Linked DNA regions of Homo sapiens: region 2 is linked to region 1. Evidence: read pairs that join two places in POLR2A ChIA-PET (ENCODE). Cell type or tissue: Panc1. All regions are shown on one strand. Each heading gives the region's core, and the rest is flanking DNA. Links, peaks and the distances in the headings are about the cores only.

Evidence for each region. Peaks named below come from ENCODE experiments on the same cell type or tissue, not always from the same donor. Only the 100,000 strongest peaks of a DNase experiment are listed, where the experiment ranks them.
Region 2: POLR2A ChIA-PET joins it to region 1 with 24 read pairs; 2 of 35 experiments call an interaction of 5 or more read pairs at or near these places.

Annotation. Positions count from the first base shown.
Region 1 is chr10:71,997,650-72,000,557 of GRCh38, reverse strand. All of the region lies in intron 1 of CHST3 (carbohydrate sulfotransferase 3), which reads right to left. Among named protein-coding and RNA genes, the nearest start is that of CHST3, 35 kb to the right of the region's middle. RefSeq lists an enhancer at 1,880-2,832. In Panc1, for the core only: no CTCF peak of the experiment used is centred there; no DNase peak of the experiment used is centred there; H3K27ac peaks cover 1,865 bases.
Region 2 is chr10:72,675,228-72,678,135 of GRCh38, reverse strand. No RefSeq gene overlaps it. Among named protein-coding and RNA genes, the nearest start is that of MCU, 15 kb to the left of the region's middle. RefSeq lists a silencer at 1,391-1,685. In Panc1, for the core only: no CTCF peak of the experiment used is centred there; a DNase peak (open chromatin) is centred at 1,571; H3K4me3 peaks cover 263 bases.

The DNA.
Region 1 (2,908 bases), core at 325-2,824:
GCTGGTACCTCTGCCCGGGCCAGATCTGCTCTGGCTGGCTCCTTCTAAGCAATCAGGACTCAGCTCAAATGCCCCCCCAGCTCTGGAGTACTTCCCTGACCCCTGACCTAATGTGGGCCACCCCCATCACTTTCCCTCTTGGCGCCCTGCTTTACTCCCTTCATAGATGGAAATGCACTTGCTGATGGCCTCTCATCCCCCAGAACGTTGACTCCGGGAGAGGAGAGCTTCATCTGTCTGCTCCACCCTTGCATCTCCAGTGCCCAGAACTGTACCTGGCACAGAGTGGGTGCTTCATAAATACTTGCTGAATGAATGAATGAATGAATGAACGAATCAATGTCCTTCCCAAAGCATTGAGCCTACTGCAAGATGCTTAATCGTTCTAAGTTGACAGAAGATATGAAGAGGAAGAAAAAAAGGCAATTGCTCCATACATGAGTGGCTGTGAGCATGAGCGTGTGGGCCACAGGTGCATGCTGAGGGCGTGTGCTGGGACCACGGTGCGAACCATGGCCACCAACTGTGGGCAAAACTTCACACTTGGGACCGCACATAACTTTAGTCTCTTGAATTCTTGTTTCCATCCAGCCTCTCACAGCTGTGGGGTAACAAGGGGGAGGGCAGAAAACAGCCTAAGCCATCTGCAGACAAATGTGAGGGAGAGAACGCTGTGGAAAAAGGGGGCTGCGAGCTGAGGCCAGGCAAGCCCCAGCAAGTGAGGCTTCGGCTTCCCTCCCTTCTCTCCCCCAGGGGTCTTTCTGCTCAGGCCTCCCTCGTGACTTGGCAAGGTGCCTCCCAGAGAACGAGTTTTCTACTTGGATGGCCTCCAACCAGGCCCTTCCACTGAGGCCCAAAATGGACTGCGGCCTGTTCCGGCCTCCTCCGGGGAAGGTGGGGGTCCCAGCAAGTCGGCTGTGATAAGGGACGGCCCTGCCAGACATTGCATCAGGCAGCAAAACTCCACTCCCCTCGCCTGCCTGGGGCCAAGAGCACAGTGGGGTGGGGTGGGGTAGGGAGAGGTTGAGGGGATGCTCAGCTGTTGCTGGCCCGGCCTCTCGGCCTTTCCCACGAGCTGGAGGAGGAGCTGCATGGGAAAGAGGAGCCAAGGGAGGGCAAGAGCTGGTGACAGAGTAGCTCCGAGGCAGAGTGGGAGCGCTGAAACCCACTGCGGGAAAGCTCCATGTGTGCTGGGTGCTGGGAGGCTGCCCCCACCTTGTTGCCAAACACCTTGGAGTGGGCTCTTTTGTGAGTTTTCTCAGAATCTGCAGAGTGGAGAGAGGCGGCAGGGGAGCCCCCAGGCCACTGGCACAGTAGGGCAGGGAAATGGAGCTCCTATGCCAGCCTGCCTGGTTTTTATTTTTTAATTTTGTTCTTATCATTTAGCCCACAATGTCAACTGCCTTGGTTTTAGATGAGAAGAGCTTGTCCATCCGGTGGCCTGTCCAGCCCAGATTCCGTTTCACTTGGGGACAGCCAGAGACAGCTTGGGAAGGCCAAGGCCACCCAATCAGGAGTGTGTTGCCTGACAGGAGAGTAAACGCCCAGCCCAGAGGCTGCTGAATGAGTCAGTGAGCAAAAGAAGAGCAGGAATGAAAGAACGGGAAGTGAATGAATGCCTGGCTGCAGCTCCCCCACCACCTCCACCCCCCTGCACCCAGTATAGCCCCGGGGCTATGGGGCTATGTTACTCCCAAGAGCATCTGAGCACCCCAGGGCTCCAGCTTGCTCTTCCTCTCCCAAGAAAGAACCGATCTTTGATTTCCTTTTGTCCAACTGCTGCCAAGACTGAGTAGAAGCAGGCAAAGGTGTGTCACCTGAGTGTCAGTGGATGTCCACGTAGCTGTAAAGGGGCGAGTGCCATAGGTGGATCTTGGGGCTAAGGGCCAGCCTGGCAGGGGTGGGGCTGCCACAGACTCTGAGCCAGCCCTAGCCAGGACAGGCCTGGCTGCCCCTCGGCCCTTTATGCCTGAGTGGGGCTGTGGGGGAGCACACTTTCTTGCTCCCATTGGATACGATCCCTTCCAACAGCTGCAGGAAGTGCAGGACCTCAGGTTGGAGAGGTAGGAACTGACCTACACCTCCCGGCTTCACTGCACCTGCCTGGTCAGGAGCTGTGGCTGAAGCTGGTGTCCAGGATGCCCTCAACCATGTAGCCGGGCAGCCCCGGGAGGAGTCTGCTGGCTCATTCAGAACCGACCTGGACATAGACCAAGATTCATGCCCAAGGACGTGGCCCAAGTCCAGCATGGGAGAAGCATGGCGAGCATCTTATCAGAGCCGGCAGGCTGGGTAACTGTGGTGCATTGGCACAGTGAAAGCAAGCCATGCAGGGGGCACCATCACAGAGGCAGAGCTACAAAAACATAATGTTACGATTCTTTTCACCTTATGCCCTTTGATTTATTTATTTTTGGGGGGGACAGGGTCGCACTCTGTCACCCAGGCTGGGGTACAGTGGCATGATCTTGGCTCACTGCAGCCTCGACATCCCACACTCAGGCAATCCTCCCACCTCAGCTTCCCAAGGAGCTGGGAGCACAGGCACGTGCCACTACGCCTGGCTACATTTTTTCTTAAATCATTTATGGAGACTGGGCGTGGTGGCTTATGCTTGTAATCCCAGCACTTTGGGAGGCTAAGGTGGGTGGATCACGAGGTCAGGAGTTCAAGACCAGCCTGGCCAACATGGTGAAACCCCGTCTCTACTAAAAATACAAAAATTAGCTGGGCATGGTGGCGCATGCCTGTAATCTCAGCTACTCAGGAGGCTAAGGCAGGAGAAATGCTTGAATGAGGACCCGGGAGGTGGAGGTTGCAGTGCGCCGAGATCCCACCACTGCAAGACTCCGTCTCAAAAAAAAAAAAAAAAAAATTTATGGAGACAGGGTCTCTCTACATTGCCCAG
Region 2 (2,908 bases), core at 130-2,629, 680 kb before region 1:
TCTTACTTGCTTTTATTAATTTTTTTTTTTTTTTTTTTTTTGAGGGAGGTCTTGGTCTGTCTCCCAGATTGGAGCACAGTGGCATGATCTCAGCTCATTGCAACCTCCACCTCCCAGGTTCAAGCGATCCTTCCACCTCAGCCTCCTAAGTAGCTGGGACCACAGGTGCACACCACCATGCTCAGCTAATTTTTGTATTTTTTTGTAGAAACGGGGGTTTCACCATGTCACCCAGGCTGGTCTTGAACTTTTAGACTCAAGTTATCTGCACACCTTGGCTTCCCAAAATGCTGGGATTATAGGCATGAGCTACCTCACCTGGCCTAATCTTTCCTAAATGCATGTATAGCTCACATTTATTTCAATATTTAATACTGGAAATGTTTTGAGTCTTTTTTTTTTTTTTTGAGACTGCATCTTGCTCTGTTGCCCAGGCTGGAGTGCAGTGGTGTGATCTCGGCTCACCACAACCTCCCCCTCCTGGGTTCAAGTGATTCTCCTGCCTCAGCCTCCTGAGCAGCTGGGATTACAGGCATGCCACCATGCCTAGCTAATTTTTGTGTTTTTAGCAGAGACAGGGTTTCACCATGTTGGCCAGGCTGATCTTGAACTCCTGACCTCAGGTAATCTGCCCACCTTGGTCTCCCCAAGTGTTGGGATTACAGGCGTGAGACACTACGGCCGGCCTGAGTCTTTATTAACAAGTTTGATGATGTTTTTGTGACCAGGAATATATGCCATAGGAACTTAACTGTTGTTTATATCAATTAGGCCGTGATAATTTTTTTTTATAGTCAGTTCACCTAAAGTCACGGTTTCCAAGAATCTATCAACAGCATTAAGTGAAAACTTACTGTGCACTGAACAATTTGTGACTGACTTGTATCAAGCACATACATCATAACGTTGCTTAGGGACTGCTCTGCCTGCACTCCCGCTGTTGTTACTCTTTTCCCAAAATAGCCATAGAAAATGAAAAGGGAGGCTGGGCGCGGTGGCTCACTCCTGTAATCCCAGCACTTTGGGAGGCCGAGGCGGGCGGATCATGAGTTCAGGAGATCGAGACCATCCTGGCTAACACGGTGAAACCCCATCTCTACTAAAAATACAAAAAAATTAGCCAGGCATGGTGGTGGGCGCCTTGTAGTCCCAGCTACTCGGGAGGCTAAGGAAGGAGAATGGCGTGAACCCGGGAGGCGGAGCTTGCAGTGAGCCCAGATCGCGCCACTGAACTCCAGCCTGGGCGACAGAGCGAGACTCTGTCTCAAAAAAAAAAAAAAAAGAAAATGAGAAGGGAACTAATATTCACACTGCCTAGCTGCAGCCCTCACTGAATCTACTGAGCCCCTACTCTGTGCAGTCACCGTGATCACAAAAAACTCCATGAATTGTATATTCTCATCCCAGTTTTACAGATGAGAAAAATAATGATCCAAAGAGCTTAAGTAGTTTCCCTAAGGCACATAACTAAGAAATCATTCAAAGAGGTTAAGTATTATGTGCTGAGCTGAGTCAAATTGAGGTCTTCTGACTCATGCTTTTCTTGTCTCACTCTACCACGCCCTGTCACTGAAAATTGCTTCCTTGAGTTTGTGCAGTTGCACATTCGCAGTTATGCGAACCCCGTTTACTTCACTGCATTGACCTTCAATGGGCTGATTTATCACAGGTGAGCTGTTGGCTTCTCATTTGTAAGTGGGCCATCTGGCAAGCAGCATATGGAAGCAGACCCTTTAACAAGGTCATAAGAAGGTTAATTAACTCTAGATTTTAAACTATTTTTCTAAAACCTGAAAGAAAGAAATACTGTTTGATATTGAGTACCAGCTGTTAGTAAGGTGTTGTGTTGGGTGCTGTATAGATATTACATTATAACTTCTTGTTTAATCCTCACAATATCCCCGTGAGAAAAATACTACACTAGCCTCCATTTTTCCAATGAAAAACAAATGTGACATTGAGAAGTAACTTGCCAAAGATCTCCTGAGCCCAGGAATTTGAGGCCAGCCTAGGTAACATGGTGAGACCTCGTTTCTACAAAAAGTTATTTTCAAAAAAATTAGTCAGGTGTGGTGGTAGCTCCCCTCTAGTCTCAGCTACTTGGGAGGCTGAAGTGGAAGGATTGCTTGAGCCCAAGAGATTCTCGGCTGCAGTGACCTGAGAATCACACCACTGCACTCTAGCCTAGATGACAGAACAAGACCCTGTCTCAAAAAAAAAAAAAAAAAAAAAAAAGTTTGTAGCTCAGTGAATTCACTAGCGTCCTTCTCCAGCTTGTTTAGAAAGCATAGGAAATCGTTTATAGCAAGTCAACTCCCAGTTCTAACTTTAGGATTCTACCTGCAACTATCATTTTCAACTTATAGTACCCTTGGTGAATGCCAAACAAATAGGCATATAGTACCCAGACACATTTGAAGAAATGCATTTCTACCTTATTGCAAAAAAAAAAAAAAAAAAAAAGACTCACAATCTGATGTCTAATGGTCTAATGTCTATACATTGCTTGGCCATACTGCCCAAGGTAATTTATAGATTCAATGCCATCCCCATCAAGCTACCAATGACTTTCTTCACAGAATTGGAAAAAACCACTTTAAAGTTCATATGGAACCAAAAAAGGGCCCGCATTGCCAAGACAATCCTAAGCCAAAAGAACAAAGCTGGAGGCATCATGCTACCTGACTTCAAACTATACTACAAGGCTACAGTAACCAAAACAGCAAAGTACTGGTACCAAAACAGAGATATAGACCAATGGAACAGAACAGAGCCCTCAGAAATAATACCACACATCTACAACCATCTGATCTTTGACAAACCTGACAAAAACAAGAAATGGGGAAAGGATTCCCTATTTAATAAATGGTGCTGGGAAAACTGGCTAGCCATATGTAGAAAACTGAAA